2 separate regions of the Homo sapiens genome follow, and region 2 is linked to region 1. The links are chromatin loops, found by intact Hi-C in ENCODE. Cell type or tissue: GM12878. All regions are shown on one strand. Links, peaks and the distances in the headings refer to the core of each region. The heading gives the core; the rest is flanking DNA.

Evidence for each region. Peaks named below come from ENCODE experiments on the same cell type or tissue, not always from the same donor. Only the 100,000 strongest peaks of a DNase experiment are listed, where the experiment ranks them.
Region 2: a loop joins it to region 1, with 2.1 times the contacts of the local background. A loop is called at or near these places in 5 of 110 quality-filtered maps.

The regions. Positions count from the first base shown.
Region 1 is chr3:16,926,299-16,929,106 of GRCh38, reverse strand. All of the region lies in intron 1 of PLCL2 (phospholipase C like 2), which reads right to left. Among named protein-coding and RNA genes, the nearest start is that of MIR3714, 5.5 kb to the left of the region's middle. RefSeq lists enhancers at 458-617, 678-927. In GM12878, for the core only: a CTCF peak has its summit at 1,424 (motif pointing left); a DNase peak (open chromatin) is centred at 192; H3K4me3 peaks cover 736 bases; H3K27ac peaks cover 1,658 bases.
Region 2 is chr3:17,021,714-17,024,521 of GRCh38, reverse strand. All of the region lies in intron 3 of PLCL2 (phospholipase C like 2), which reads right to left. Among named protein-coding and RNA genes, the nearest start is that of PLCL2-AS1, 31 kb to the left of the region's middle. RefSeq lists enhancers at 1,123-1,202, 1,273-1,492. In GM12878, for the core only: no CTCF peak of the experiment used is centred there; a DNase peak (open chromatin) is centred at 1,381; H3K27ac peaks cover 1,194 bases.

The DNA of each region.
Region 1 (2,808 bases), core at 123-2,622:
CAGAATTACTCTTCTCTATGCTGCGGCTGTGGTGTACGTTCAAAGCCAGCACTCAAATTCCAAGTCTCTTGTGCAGCAATCACCACCACCCCCCTGCCCAATCCCATTCACAACTAACCTTGAGAAAATTCTAAACTCACAGCCTCTACGTTTCACTTCCCACTCACTCTCAAACCATCTGTCCCTCCGCTGAAATGGATTTTTGCCAAGGTCACCCACAACCTCCAAGAAGCAAATTCATGAATGTTTCTGAGTCCTCATGTCATTTGATAATAATAAGGATAGCATCACCGAATATTTACTAAGCATTTCTTATATGCCAAGCATGGTACTCCATACTTCTCATACTTTAGCTAGGCTTCACAACAAGTAGATGAAGTAGGCTTTACAATTATACTGCTTTTATAAATTGAGCCTTTGCAAAGTAATACAACAGGTGACAAATATCACACAACCTGCAAGCTAGGCAGTTAGGATTCAAACTCTAGCTCAGCTCCAGAGCCCAGGCCCTCAACCCTGCAGGTTGCAGCTTCCTCTCTGCAGCATCAGACTGCACCCTTTGCCTGGCTCTGTACTTTCTCCTATGTCCTTCTTGGTCTCTATCTGGGGCTGCTCTTCCTCGGTGCACCCTTAAACATGGATTTCCCCAAGGTTCTACCCTAAGCTTCTCATCCCTGGAGGACTCTCATACAGTCCCTTGCCTCAATTATTATACACAGAAATGCAAAATCGGCCTCTGTAGGCATTCTACTGCCTGGTCTCCCAAACTGGTCTACCTCCACAGATGTCTCAGCTAAAACATGTACAACATGGACTCAGCTCATCTACTCAATGTGAATGAAGTGCCCATTCTGAGATGCTCTCTCAGCCTCTTGGAGGGCCTCCCTCCTAGCACTAACCACATTGTGTTGTAGTTACTGGGTCCATCTGCCTATCCTGTGTATCACCATTGCCTCCCCAGTGCCTAACATAGGAGCTAGCATGCAGTACATGCTCACACAGCAATTATGAAATTAGGTAATGCAGAGCCTTTGGCTGGTCATGTAACCTCCCTAGACCTCAATTTCCTCACCTGGAAAATGAGAGTTGGAGCACAGGAATGGGAGTATGTTCCATCCTGCAAGCTGCCTTTGAAAAACGGGCTGCTGTCAAATAAGCTGAAACATGCTGCATGTTCGCCTCTTGGCAATTCACTTTAGATATCACATTGAAAGCTCTGACAATTTTTTGCTGTTGTCTAAATAAGGGTTTCCCAAACTTATTTGACAACAGAATATTTTCCTGGAGTATCCCAGCCCCTCCAACATGAGTGGTGCTCCATGGAGTGTACACTTTGGCAAACCCCAGATCAGTGGTTCTCATTGTGTGTGGTGGGGGCGGGGGAAACAGGCAGGTAGGGGGAACCCTGCACTACTGACATCTAGTGGGTAGAGCCTACATCCTACAATGCACAGAACAGCCCCCACAACAAATAATTATCAATGCAAAATTGTCAATGGTGCCCAGGCTGAGAAACCCTGTGCTAGACCAACCTTTACAACCAAAGTCCCTTCCAGCTCTTAAACTTCTGATGCCACCAAGCCATAAAAACTTGTTCATGCCCCAGATACAGATAATGGGACATCTCATTTAGAACAAAGACTAAGCAATGATGCATTCCTTTTAAACTAACAAAAAAGGTTTGATCAGAATGTTTGCTAACCATTCTTGCCTATTGTCATATTTGTCTTCTATTGTTTATTTCATTTTTTTTTGTATTTTATTATCAATCTTTTATTTACAACACATTTGTAGCATAATATTATGGAGCAATCACTGGAAAAATATTCACTTTGGTCACTATTAAAAAATTAAAGAGAAATGTGACAGTTTACACCATATTGTGCATCAGGTGTTTTGCAAACATTCTGTGAAGGGTTTACCCAGTTCTTCCGTAAAGAATAACTTAAAGGTAGTGCTAAAAGGGATGACGATTTTGTTTAACATTTCACTTTAGCTATAAAAAAAATTAGTCTGTGTTCAAATTACATTTGCTTCAGGGAAGAAAGAAAAGAAAAATAAATTGCTTTAAATTAAATACATATCAAGGACAAAATGAATAACTAGCAAATAAATATTTTTAATTGATTTTTTTCAGCCACCCACTTCCCGTTCTTCCTTAGCCTTAAAAAAAAATGTGGCCGGGCGCGGTGGCTTACATCTGTAATCCTAGCACTTTGGGAGGCCAAGGCAGGTGGATCACAAGGTCAGGAGACCGAGACCATCCTGGCTAACACAGTGAAACCGTCTCTACTAAAAATACAAAAAATTAGCCAACCATGGTGGCGGGTGCCTGTAGTCTCAGCTACTCGGGAGGCTGAAGCAGGAGAATGGCGTGAATCCAGGAGGCAGAGCCTGCAGTGAGCCAAGATTGCACCACTGCACTCCAGCGTGGGAGACAGAGGGAGACTCTGTCTCAAAAAAAAAAAAGGTTTTGATTATAAATGATTTTGTTTGCTAGATGAAAAATCTGATCACTATATTAAAATAGGCTTTGTCTCTAAGTAGTTTCAGAGAGTATTTTAAGACATTATTTATCTTTCAAAAAATTACATTTAAATAATGACATAACAGTAATAATAATAACAATAGTTAACATTTATTTAGCACTTAGGAAATGCCAGGCAACTGTTTTGCATACATGACCTCATTCTAATACAGGAACATCTAGAGGTAGATACTGTTAATCCCACTTTACAGAGGAGGAAAATGAAGTTTTTCTTCAAGAAAAGGCATTATTCCTCAAAGTGACACTGCTAGGAAGTAGTA
Region 2 (2,808 bases), core at 231-2,730, 95 kb before region 1:
CAAAAATAATTACACAATTTAAGATACTGCACAGATCCTAGATGCTATAAAAACTTTTTTTAAAAAGGGCTTTATACTATTGCCAGTAGTGTTTGATGCACGTTTCAACAGTAAATAAAAAATCTTGATGCTGGAAAGATTCAATTGCTAGAAGAAAATAGACATGAAGTGTATGTTCTTAAAGATATTCCTCTCACACTTCACCCTCCTTTTTCTCTCTCTTGGCAATTATTAGGCTTAACTCAAATTCTTCATCAATCTCAACACACCAAAGGGATGCCACTTTTCCAGGATGCTCTACGAAAAAATGTTATTCACCTAACAAAAATAGTCAAGGTAACAGAGCAATTTGGCTCCACTGTTCTTGATGATCACAATATAATCCTTCCAGCTGGCTTAGTTCTTAAAGTTATCACATCATACTTCTAACTCTACCTCTTGGACCCTCCCAGAAATACCTAGGCCTTTCTCTGGGAGATATTTCAGGAAGAATGTCTTTAAGGCAAACCAGAGGATGAACTGCAGCAGAGAGGGAAAGGCTGCAGGCTGGGTGGCTTCAACAGTCTCACAAGTGTGATGGGGATGGTGTCAATAAGTTATTTCTTTTCACAGATGCTGCCATAGTTAATGAATCATGTTTTCCCTGGAGCTTTCCACCTATTCAAAGGACAAGTTTCAGAGCTTGGATGAGGAGCAACTATCTTATGAACACAGAGACATTTGTCAGTTTTAAAGGTCAAATTAGATTTTTGCTCAGGTTCCCACCAAAATGATAGACTTGAAAATCAGGATTTATCAAACTATGTTCTAAATTATTTCAACATATCGAGTGTATTAGTCTGTTTTCATGCTGCTGATAAAGACATACCCGAGACTGGGAATAAAAGGAGGATTAATATGACTTACAGTTCCACATGGCTGGGGAGGTCTCACAATCATGGCAGAAGGTGAAAGGCATTTCTTACATGGTGGTGGCAAGAGAGAATAAGAAAGAAGCAAAGTGGAAATCCCTGATAAACCCATCAGGTTTCATGAGACTTATTCACTATCACAAGAATAGCACAGGAAAGACTGGCCCCCATGATTCAACTACCTCCCCCTGGGTCCCTCCCACAACACGGGGGAATTCTGGGAGATACAATTCAAGTTGAGATTTGGGTGGGGACACAGCCAAACCATATCATGGGGAAACAACCCGTAGATCACAGAGTGTTATCCCCTAAGGTGGAGGAGACTTCCTTCCAAATACAAAGGTTGAGCCAAGGGAATTGCAGCTCTGAGGCAGGAGGAAAGGAGCTGGCTCTTGCAGCTTTCTTGACGAGAGAACAGAGAGGAGGAAATAACGCCTCTTGCAGTATTGAGTGACTCATGTTGGAGCTGGGAAATCCCCCCACTATGTACCCACCTCGAGGTGAATAGAAAGTGGAGGAGAGGATGGTGGCTTTAGATGTTTAGACATTCTTTGCCAAGAACACAAAAAGAAGGGTTTGCAACCACACCCTCTCCAAGCAACCACTGGCCACTTTGTGAAGGAAGAGGGGGAAAGAGAGAAAGTCAGAGAGACTGAGCATTTTACCTAAAGAGCTTAGCATTTACAGTCCAAAACGAATAACGTAATGAATGCAATAGATGAAGTTTACCAACAGAATTAAAATCCAGGGACATCTACCTCCCTCATAAGAGAGGTAAGAAAGTTACATTTTCTTTTTCACCTGGGATGAGTATGAAGCTTGAACTCAAACTCTGCCATACAGCATAAGGTGATTAAAGGCTCAACTAGAATTAGGGCCACAGAAATGAGAAGTCAGCCAGCATTGCCTCCTCCACTCAATTAAAGTTTATTTATTCAAAGTCTAGTAATGACAAAAAGTTTACTGAATAAATGGGGATAAGGAAGCTAAGTGCTTCCTCGCAGCTTTGGAAACTGCCAGTTGACCAAAAGAACTGTGTATATTATCTCCAGAGCACTAACAGAATTTTAAAGATACATAAAATCCTTTTCTTTCTTTCTTTCTTTTTTTTAAATTTCCTGTAAGGGTCCTTGACAGAGAGAAGAACTTAGCAAAGAACTTAGGAGGCACCTTCAGCCACTGCAGAAACACAGAGAAACTATCGAAAAAGTATCAAAAATAAGCCTTGAAGAAATTATACAGGAGCAAAATCCAATATTCGATGTGGAATTTGATGGGAACATAGGAAGTAACTCCTCTACTTTTGCATAGGAAGAAAAAAGACTACAGTACTTCGAATATCTTAGTTTTATAAAAAATGTAGTAGTATTCTTTTGCGTAAAGCATAGGTTTACAAAGAAGTTCCCTAACTTTTCTTGAGCTTTGGGTTTCAGATATATTCATATTTTCTACCAGATTCAGGGAACTAAAGTGTTTGAAAAATTAGCAATCTGCCTTTGCCCCTTTAAAAAACAATAAAAATGCTCTAAACAGAAAAGTAAAACCATGGAGACCCTATCAAATACATGGCCCTAAACCACTGCCCCCTAACAGTTCTCTAGGTGGTGATGGCTCAAATGAAATCTACCCAGGAACTGAAGTGATGCTAACAGCCGGGTCCCATTTCTCATTCACCAATAGGGCTGGATGGCACCCCAGCTCTTGTTTCCTTGCTTACTTTGCAATTTTAAATCAGACTGTTAGTATGTCAGATGACATAGTAGCTTGCTTAATAGCATTTATCATTTCTTGTCTGAGGACATCATCTGACAACATGTTGAAATCTATTAAAGTCATCCTCCCAGAGAGTTTAGAGATGGATATCCAACTTAATGGATAAAAGCTGCTCTGTGATGCT